2 separate regions of the Mus musculus genome follow, and region 1 is linked to region 2. A link is a loop called in an ENCODE intact Hi-C map of the cell type or tissue named here. Cell type or tissue: heart. All regions are shown on one strand. Each heading gives the region's core, and the rest is flanking DNA. Links, peaks and the distances in the headings are about the cores only.

Region 1 (5,376 bases), core at 208-5,207, 100 kb before region 2:
GCCTCAAACTCAGAAATCTGCCTGCCTCTGCCTTCTGAGTGCTGAGATTAAAGGCATTCACCATCACCCTAGCAAGGCAAGCATTCTTAATTACTGAGCCATCTCTCCAGTCCCACCAAGGAGTTTTGTCTTCAAAATTACACATATTGGAAAATACTAACGTGGTTTTGTTTGTTTGTTTGTTTGTTTATTGTTTTTTTCAAGACAGGGTTTCTCTGTAGTCCTGGCACTCACTCTGTAGACCAGGCAGGCCTTGAACTCAGAAATTCGCCTGCCTCTGCCTCTCAAGTGCTGGGATTAAAGGCGTGCGCTACCACGCCCGGCACTAATGTGTTTTTACAGAATAATTACATTAAATGTTAATCAGTCCTTATAGAAAATGTAATTGGCAAGAAAGTTAAGTTGAAGTTATAAATTCAAAGTTGGAACACATTTTTGTACATTAAGATTTTTGTTGACTTTTAGTCATTTTCAAGGTCAGCATGTTTTTATTAATGCGTGCTGGCATGGAAGCACATGCCACAGCATTCCTGTGATGTCAGAGGAAGACTGTGATGTCACTCCTCTGCAAAACAAAGTCTTTCTATGTAGTCCTGGCTGTCTTCGTGCTCAACATGTAGACCAGTCTCACAGAGATTCTCCTGCCTCTGCCTACAAAGTGCAGTGATTAAAGGCTCAAGGCACCACACCAAGCTTCCCAACAACTTTTATTTTTGTTCTGGAGATCCAATTCATGATACCAGGCTTGCTCAGCAAGCTTGTATACCTACTGAGCCATCTAACCCACAGCCAGCAGTTATTAAGATTTTTGCTCTTGTTTTGTTTTGGTTTGGTTTTTTGAGACAGGTGTTTTTTTTCTCTTTGTAGCCCTGGCTGTCCTGGAACTAACTCTGTAGACCAGGCTGGCCTTGAACTCAGAGATCTGCCTGCCTTTGCCTCCCAAGTGCTGGGATTAAAGGCGTGAGCCACTACGTCTGGCTCAAATTATTTTTCTTGAAAAAGTAAGTGTCTTGTATCTTGGCCCCAGTTATGTAGCCAAGGATGACCTTGACTATTGGTCTCCTTATCCCTGACTCCTCAGTCTGGGATGACAGGCAAGTACCACCACACCCGGTTTCCGAGACACTGGATATATCCATACCCCCTTCTTTTGTTTTTTTTTTTTTTCTTTTTTTTTCTTTCTTACCCCCTTTTTTAAACTTTAGAATATTGTTGGTATTTTGAGGTTTTATTTGAGTTGATAGACATTAATACTTGCTACATAGAAATAAAAAGAAGGGATGAGAGGAAGTTCTGGCAGGGCCTATGCCCAATATATGTGAGACCCTAATTTCAATCTCCAGTGCCAGGATTCATCGTGTAGCCAAGACTGCCCTTGAACTTGCAGTAATCCTCTTGCTGTAGTCTACACAGTACTGGGATAATAGGTTTGAGGCACCATGTCTGGCTTCAAATATTAAAAAACAAACAAACAAACAAAAACTCTGGTGGCGCTGGAGAGATGGCTCACTCATTAAGAATAGTGGCTGCTTTTGCAAAGGCTTGAGTTCCAATCCCAGGGGAGCCAATGCCATTTCCTGACCTCTGTGGGCAGAAAGTATGTCTGTGGCACAAACATAGATGCAAGCGAAACACTCATACACATGAACTAAAGTAATACATAAATAAACAACTGATTTCTAAAGGAAAGAGAAGGGTAGAGTTGCTTTACATTCTACAAACCACACCGACAGCTGGCTGAAGGGCAAACAATCAGAGACAACCATTAAAGGGAAATTTTCCCTTCCCTATTTTTTCTTTATATTTAGAAAAACTTTTCATACTCATGACTTCAAGGAATATACATTTATTACTTTAAAATTGCATCTATGTGTTGGTGTGTGCGTGCATTATCATTGGTGCATATGTGCGAAGGTCAGAGGACAACTTGTGGGAGAGTTGTTAAGCTTGGTGGCAAGTGCCTTCACTTTCAAAGTCGCCTTGGTAGTCCCTAAGGAGTAGATTTTAAAATTTTAGTTGATTTTGGGTTATAAAAACGATTCCCCAGTTTGCAACAGTGACTTGCTTCATTCTATGTAGTCCAGAATTATATGGCCAGAGTGTTGTTATGTATTCATGACATCTTCTCATTCATTGCTGGCAAAGGGGAGGGGAACCCTATTCTGCAGAGTTGGGCATCCTAGAATATGGGATGTAGTTTTACAGGGGCTCATTGTCTTCACATCTATTCCCTCATTCGGCCATCATCCTCTCATTCCTTCTTTCCCCTCTTCCTCTCGCTTCCAAATCAGTTTTGCTGTGCTGGGATTGGACTAGGCACTCGGCAGCTGGGAAACACCTCTGTCTCCAGGCCGAACGTCTCCACCGACGTCTAAGAAACCGAAGACACAATCCTCGGCCCCGCCCCTCTCCGCGACGGGCGCCTCGCGACGTCACCTTCCTGAGCCGGAAGTGTGTCGGCTCGCCGGCGGGAGGCTCGCGGGCAGCAATGTGGGTTGCCGCGCTGGCGTGAGTGATGCGCTGGCTGCTGCCGCTGTCCCGCACAGTGACACTGGCCGTCGTACGCCTGAGGCGAGGCATTTGCGGGCTCGGGATGTTCTATGCGGTGAGGAGAGGCCGCAGGACCGGAGTCTTCCTGAGTTGGTGAGACGGAGCCTGGCGGAGCCCTTTATTCTAAACACCTAACAGCTCGTTTAGCCCTTCCGTGTTGTAGTCAAATCCTCCCAAAGAGAACACATGGTCACCGCAGCCAGAATTTACACAAGGCTTCCCACGTTCTGATCGTTCCTGTGTGTGGGTGTTTTGTTTTTTGACACAGGACCTCATGTAGTCCAGACTGCTGAGCTCATTGGTTTGGGCCACCACGCCCAACTTCCTCGTGTTTTCATCTTTTAAACATTTTTCATACCTACTGGGTGACTTTTCTCGAGCCGATTATGTGCCAAATTGAACTTCTGGTCTTTCTGCCTTCACTAACCAAACGCAGGGATTTCAGATAGGCACCGTTATGCTCAATTTGTGTACTGCAGGTGTTTGAACCCAGGGCTTGTGCATACTAGGCCAGCAGCTGAGCTACATCCTCATCCCCGACTGTTTTTAAGAAGGAAAATCGTGGTGAGATGTGTTGTCACATGTTTGTAATTCCAGCACTGTTGAGGTGGAGGCAGGAGGATCACTACAAGTTAGAGGCCAGCATGGGCTGTGGAAGAGATGAGGGAGGGGGAGAGGTGGAGAGTCTCAAGCCAGAAGCTGGTCTTTGCCTTTGGATCCATGTCGCAGCCCTTGGAGGCAAGATGAAGTTTTCAGTTTCACCGGTACTGTGGCAGTTCCCAGGTCAAATGAGAGGCAGAATCGGGGCTTAAGTCCAGGTTTGGGAGTATATGACAGCTAACTTCTAATATCAAGGTTTGTTGTCCCTGTGACCTGGATGTTTCCCTAGGCACAGCTGAGACAGTACTAAGGAAGAAATATATCCACTGCCAACCCTTTTTCTGTGATTGAGTCTTAAAGATAACAAAATTTTAGTATGTGCTGGAGTTGTGGAAGACCTTGTGGTATTAGTATGCTATTTGGATTGGATGGCATTTAGCAGAATGGGCTGTCAGGTCTTAACATGTAAAATGAAACCAAATTGAGGTGTGACCTTTGTCCCAAGGAATTGACAGCAGATCCCTTTGACTCACCATACAACACCAAACCTATAATCCATGAAAAGTCCTTGTATGTTAAACTTCATTCAGTTAAAAACTCCTGCTCTAGAAAAGACACTGGGCCAGGCATAGTGGCACAAGCCTTTAAATCCCCGCACTCAGGAGGCTGGGAGGCAGAGACATGTGCATCTCTGAATTCCAGGCCAGCCTGGTCTACAAAAGGAGTTTCAGGACAGCCAGGGCTACACACAGAAACTCTGTCTTGAGGAAATAAAAAAATGGGGAAAGCTATGCCTTCACATTAAGCTGCACTTAATCATGTACGGAGATTTAATTCATAATTGACAAAACTTGGAAGCCAAGTTTCCAGTAGACAGTGAGTTGGTAAAGTTATGGAATATTATGCAGACTTGAAATGAGTTATGAAAGATGAAATAGTATGAAGAAGCACTAACTATACCCTGCTAAAAGGAAAAGCCAATTTGAAATGATCTACAGTGTGGGATTCCGACTATATGGGATCCTGGAACTAGTAGAGATTGCAAAACAAATCAGTGCTTTTAAGGGCTTCGAACTGAGGAGAGGTGACTGTGAAAGCAGACAGGCTTTGTTTCCTGTCAGGGTCTTGTGTGTCTTAGGTTGGCCTTCAACTGAACTAGCTATAAATCAAAGGTGACCTTGAACTTCTGACCCTTTGTCTCTACTTCTCAAGTGCTGGGATCACAGGTGTGCACTCTCAAACTCAGGTGTTTTTGAGACTGAGTTTCTATGAGGCACTGGCTGGCCTGCAACCTGCACATAGATTCGTGTGGCGTTGAACTTGTGCTTCTCCTGCCACTGCCTCCAAGTGTGGGATTATAGGCACGCACGCACCACCACCCAGCCCCCTGTGGGGGGTTTCTAAGGCATGAGATTGTTCTGCATCTGTGCTAATGTAGTTCACTGGCATCATCTATTCACTAAACCTGTAGGCTTTACAACACCGACTGATCCCTGGTGCAAATAAAGGGCACTGCGGGGCAGAAGCTCAAGAGAACTCTCTACTTTCATTTCCTATTTGATGTAAACCTAAAACTGCAGTAAAACATGACAACTGTAAATAGATGAGGTAAAATAGTAAAAAATAAAGTTAAGTTAAAAAAAATGAGAAAGGATGTAATTGAAGAGGAAGGAAGCCTGGCTAATGTACACACCCTTGCAGGAGTGAGTGCAAAGCCCAGGTGGACCGGTTTCCTGCTGCCAGGTTTAAGAAATTTGCCACAGAAGATGAGGCCTGGGCCTTTGTCAGGAGCTCTTCAAGCCCGGATGGTTCAAAAGGTATGTTAGTTACTTCACGTCAGTGTAACGTTTTAAGCTATGAAAAGCCCTCTGCGTGCCCGACATCACTGCTTCTGTAGAGAAGGTGACTGTCTATTTTCCGTGCACATTAAAGTTGTCATGAATGGTGGTTCAGAGGCTAGAGATGTGGCTCAGAGGGTCACGGTTTGATTCTAAGCATCCATGTTGCGTGACTCATAGTCTCCTGTAACACACGCGCACATAAATATAAATAAGATTTTAAAATGTAATTTTAAAAGAAGAGTGTGGTTCAGCCAGGTATATGGTACCTAGGATTGGGAGTTTAAGGCATGAATGACAGCCAGTTCCAGACTTGTCCTACATCGTAGGGTCCTGTAGGAGTGAACTAAGTACATATCGGTTCCTGCAGTAGCAATGTTATCAGTTC
Region 2 (5,376 bases), core at 66-5,065:
GCTCTGTGCTATTTGCCCTCTTTGCTTCCTGAGCGCCAAGTCCTCTGAACTGGAACGCACAGCCACCACAGTCCATTCCTCACGGCAGGACACCCATGCCGCAGCACCAATGGGCTTTCCTTCCCTTGGACAGGTGAGTAACAACACAGCACTGCAGGCGTGCGCCAGTTAGCGCATCCATTTACTTGTCAAATGGATGCTTGGGTTCCTTCTAGCCTCGAGCAATCGTGCACAGTGCTTCTGTGAACAGGATGTGTGTCTGTGTGTGTGCGTCTTTGAGACTCTAATTTCAATTCTTTGGTACAGCAAATTCCTATTTCAATGCCCAGAAATCAATGTGCTAGATCATGGCCATCAAATTTTTCTTTTGAGACTGGGTCTTATGTACCCAAAGCCACAGTAAACTTAACTGTTGCTATGTATCAAGGACCACTTTGATCTCTCTCTCTCTCTCTCTTCCCCCCCGCCCCCCGACAGGGTTTCTCTGTATAGCCTGTCCTGGAACTCTCTCTGTAGATCAGGCTGGCCTTGAACTCAGAAAACTGCTTGCCTTTGACTCCCAATTGCTGGGATTAAAGGCATGCACCAACACTGCCCGACCACTTATTTGTTTTTAAAGAGAGAGTTTCTCCAAGTAGCCCTGGCTGTCCTGGAACTCACTCTGTAGATCAGGCTACCCTCGAACTCAGAGATCAGTCTGCCTGTGCCTCCTGAGCGCTCAGAGAAAAGGACCACCACTGCCAAGAGCAATCACAGACCTGCAGTTCCTTCCTGCAACAGCATACACACACTCCGATTTCACCACACACTGGCTGGCTGATACTTTTTTTTTTTTAACATTTATTTAGCTTTTTAATATGTGTGAGAGTTTGTTTTTATAAATCAAGGTCGTAGGTAACCTAAGCTGGCCTTAAATTTGTTATATAGCCTAAGACGACTTTGAACTCCTGAACATCCTGCCTCTACTTCTCAAATGATACAGGCTCAGCACCAACACCTCGTCTTACTGTATTTATTCATTTGTCTATTTATGGTCAGAAGACAATCATGTGGAAGAACAACTCTTCTTCCATCGTGTGGGTCCTGTGGATGCAGCTCAGATTATCAGGAATGGTGACAGACACTGAGCCATCCTGTCAACCCTTGTTTTAGTTTTTAGACTCTATTCATTCTTTCTTTCTTTTGAGGGGGTTGGGGTGTCTCCCTATTTAGCCCAGACTGACCTCAAACTTAAAATATTCCACATCACAATCTCCCGAATGCTTACAGGAAGGAATCACTTTTCCCACACAACACTACTCATTCGTCAGTGGTCAGGTTATGTCTATGGCACCCCATCCTCTATCTCTTAACCCCGACTCTGGCTTACTGCAGTGCTTCATTTATTGTGGGGCTATGACACACCGAGGTCGACAGGAGCAAAAGTTGGGGCAAACCAAAAACATAGCTCGAACACTGGTGATGTAACACGGGCACCTTCTAAGCATGCTAACGAACCCGCACTTTATACACATAAAACCGAGGTCAGGAGGGTGTGTACCTTGTCCAAAACCACAGGGAGCACACAGAATTGGCTAAAGCCCGAAGGAGCCAGCCCCTCGTGGGGCTACTCTGCGTGGCCGAGAGCGGTTGATTACGCGAGGACGCCGCCCTCTGTGGGAAGGTCAAGGGTACCGGCGACCCTCCTCACTGCGACCCGCTCCTCACCTGCCACCCGCCCCTGAGGTCGGGTCACCCACAGGCGAAAAGGGTCCGAAGAGATGACGGAAGACCGGAAGTAAACTCAAGATCCAAGGTCCCGCGCGTTTGTGCGTCTGCGTGTGCTGGCCGCGGAGACCCGACTTCCGCACATGCTCAGTTTGGGAGCCGCTAAGCTCTCCACTGGAAGCCGGGCGCATATCCGGCTCAAGAGCTGTGGGCGGGGCCTAAGGCCAAACTGGGTAGGGGACAAGGATGGTCCTGGAGATTGAAGAAAATCGTCTGTCCTTGGGCCTGTCACCAACCAAGGATGTTTTTTCCTAGGATTTTATCTTTGTGCTAGTTGATTCTCCACGTTTCCCCCCTTGTGTCTGTGGCAGTGTGTGCTAACATCCGTAAAGTTGCGGGGAGGAATTAAGGAGTCAAGAGTCAGCCTTGCTTGCTGAACTCATGGTTGGTTGAGAATCGTCCTCAAGTCAAGAACCTTGCTTTCTTGATTTTCTGTGTCACATTTCTATGACAACGTAAAAACACAGCTCTCATCTCAAAGGGAAGAAGAATTTATTCTGTGAGTGACTATAGCTTGGGAACATAGATTCAGGTCACCGTAGATTCTGCCCTACATGATAACAATTTGATGAAGTTTTACAGTAACAACCAAAAATACCTACTTCTTAAGCACACTTCGGAAGCAGTGGGTAGGTGGGTAGGTCTCAGGTGCTATCTCATGACTTTCATAGCTTTGGGATCGGTGGAAGCTAGTTGCCAGAGGTTTTATCAGAAAGTCAAGGTAAGACAAAGGTGGGCAATGGATGACTACTAAGGGGGCTAATGGTAGCATCACAGAAACTGCTGTCATGAAGGTCAGTCAAGAGATAATGGCAAAGTCAAAACACAGAAGAAACGCGTGTGGAGATCCAGAACTTCATAGAACCAAGACAGTTCATTTCCTATGGTGCATTCTTGCAGTATTTTCCATGCCAGGTCCTAGAGCCTTCTGTCTCTGAGAGCTCTGGACAGTTTAGATCGTGGGCTTAGTTGTGTCTCTGTGCAGGACTGGGTGGTTACGTGAAGTGCACACCGCTCGCTGTATGTCACTGCCCACTTACACCATCACCACAGTCTTGACTCAAGCTTGCAGCATCTTATCTTTAAATGGACATCTAAGAGCCTGCTTCTGAGGCTGGATCGAAGGTCCTGGCAGTGGGTTGGGCAGTGCTCTGGTGCTCAGGACCACGGTTTAGGAGTAAAGCTCTGCCAACCATAATGCCAAGTTAACTGTTCTCTTTAGGGCTCAGATCTTTGGAACTTGAGGGAGCAGCGCAGGATAAGAGCGCCGCCCTGATGGACGTCCATTCCCGCTGCTTTTGCTCCGGGCCCGGCCTTCCAACCCAGGATCTCCTGTAGCTGCTGGGTCTCATGAAAGGCCAAATGAGCATGCGCAGAATAAAGGCCCAGCTGCCATTGGCCACCGGGGAGGAGCGTATTGATGACGCGACGAAGAAAACAGGAAGTGAGCCGTCAGGGAGCCGGTCTGGGTCTCGTAGTCCATTTTTCAGGCGGGGAATGAATGGGTTCTGAGCGATCCCTGGTGAGGGGGGACTCGAGCTCTGAGGCGTGAGTAGCTGGGTAGGCAGAGTATCATGGAAGACGACGCCCCGGTGATTTACGGGCTGGAATTCCAGGTGAGCATGGCGGAGTCGGTGAGGTGCCGCCTGTGCCTGGCCCTCACCAGAGAGCGCCCACACTCAGTCTGGTTCCAAGGATTCTGGGCTTCAAGGCCCGGATTTGGGGAGAGGGTACGCGCAGGGAGTGTGGCCAAGTGAGGGCCAGGGCTGGCATAGACAGCAGAGGGTGAGCACTCGGCCTCGCAGGTGACTTGATTACACTCGCACTTCTGGGGTCTTGAGTAGCAATTATTGACCATTGAGTTGTGTGTTGGATACTGCTCAGTACAAGAGCATTAAAGAGGGACTTCGTGGGGAGGGGAGTTGCTGGCTGGCTGGTCTGTTATGAAGCATTTTGCTCACTCAGGTTGGAAATATACTTGCCTTTTTCCTTATGAACTTTTTATTTCAATAGCTACTAAACTCGTTACAGATTCGAGTCAATAGTGGGATGAGGGTTTCCATCTCCCAGGGAGTTCTTCAGACCTGGACCATGATTTGCTAAGAGCTCACTGGAGACTTCTGCCATTCTCAGCGCCTTCCTGGGTATCCAGAACTCCCATGCTAGGAATCAGGACGACTATTCTACACTCCTCTATTCCTACAAGAATATTCTTGTCTATTCTTTGTTGTCCTGGGAATTACATCTGACATCATCTAGATGGGATCAAATCCAGTGTAGCCTCATTGTCCTCACTCCTTTCTTTTGTGATCCTTCCATAAAAATAAAATCCTTGGACATTGTGTGCTCTTGAACACAAATTTGTAATGATTGCTTTGTGGGGTTGTCCTTCACTTCTGATGGGAGGAGAAACTCAGCTTTCTGCAGGTGATTCTGAATACCCACTATACAGATAAAGAATGAGGCTATGGATGCATAGAGGTATCATATGGTAGGGCTAAGGTCAGACAATGCAGGACAGAGTGAGGCTATGCCTAGATACTGCTACTGAGCTTGTTGAGGGTGTTTCACTCATCTGGGGTATCAGTGTATTTACTTGCAAAATGAGAAGAAATGTGTGGAATATGTTCAGAGTCAATTTTTAGTGTTCCTTTGGAAGCCTAAGTACAAATGGAAGTTACTGGGAGATGTTCCAATTTATCTCAGAGGGGCCTGTCTATGGACTGTGATAATTTTTAAGTGAGATGCATAGCCCCAGTAGTCAGTGTAAACCTTAAAGTGGACAGGCAAGCCTGACTTAACTAAGACAGCGCGCGCACACACACACACACACACACACACACACATTTAATGAACTGTCTTCAGATTGCTCTGTGTACTACCAGTTCAGTGGGAACTTCAGAAGCACTGGGAGGACTCGGGGAACACTACAGGGCCTGCTCTCATTTTCCATGATTTTAGCAGGCCTACAGTCAGCCTGCTGCTTCCTGAGGAAGCCTATGTGCTTGGGGCATCCCACACATGTGTGCTTTCCAGAAGATTTATTTTCATTGTGTGCATGTGAGTGTTTTCTCTGGGTGCATGCATGTGCTCCACATGTGTGCCTGGTGCCCAGGAAGCTCAGAAGAGGGCTCTGGATTCCTTGGAATTGGAGTTAGAGGTGGTTGTGAGCCACCTGATGTGGGTGCTGGAGCCTCTCCGTGAGTATCAAGTTACTCTTAGCTGCTATTTATTTATTATTATTACGTTATTTACTTTCATCTTTATGGTTACTCACAGGCACAGTTCTCCAGATTTTGGGTAATGCCTGAATACTGGGACGGAATTCCAATGCTAGATTCAGCTTCCTTCCTGACAGGTCTCCAGAAGCCTCTTGTTTGTGTCAGCATGTGATTGTCTCCATAGGACAGCATCGTTACACTGGGGAGCTCCCACTGGGGCTGTGCAGCAGTCAGAGCAGCATGGTGCTGCTTACCCGGCCTTCTACTCTCACGCCACCCTGGTCACAGTGTAGTTCCTGGTGGTAGCTGTTCAGGCTTCTTACTTCTTTTCTTTCTTTTTTTTAGATTTATTTATTTTTATTTTCTGTGTATCAGTGTTTCGCTTGCT

The links. A loop is a pair of places that touch in the nucleus more often than their neighbours do. Peaks named below come from ENCODE experiments on the same cell type or tissue, not always from the same donor. Only the 100,000 strongest peaks of a DNase experiment are listed, where the experiment ranks them.
Region 1: it touches region 2 in a loop (2.4-fold over the local background); 3 of 42 quality-filtered maps call a loop at or near these places.

Annotation. Positions count from the first base shown.
Region 1 is chr12:28,647,174-28,652,549 of GRCm38, forward strand. It overlaps Rnaseh1 (ribonuclease H1), which reads left to right and starts at 2,429. Exons shown (of 8, transcript NM_011275.3): 1 at 2,429-2,643; 2 at 4,852-4,967. The coding sequence starts at 2,516. In heart, for the core only: no CTCF peak of the experiment used is centred there; a DNase peak (open chromatin) is centred at 2,418; H3K4me3 peaks cover 1,699 bases; H3K27ac peaks cover 1,331 bases.
Region 2 is chr12:28,748,622-28,753,997 of GRCm38, forward strand. Trappc12 (trafficking protein particle complex 12) reads right to left here and starts at 1,779. Exons shown (of 12, transcript NM_178811.5): 1 at 1,541-1,779. It overlaps Eipr1 (EARP complex and GARP complex interacting protein 1), which reads left to right and starts at 3,198. Exons shown (of 9, transcript NM_201357.3): 1 at 3,198-3,383. The coding sequence starts at 3,342. In heart, for the core only: a CTCF peak has its summit at 3,042; DNase peaks (open chromatin) are centred at 1,890 and 3,160; H3K4me3 peaks cover 2,719 bases; H3K27ac peaks cover 2,078 bases.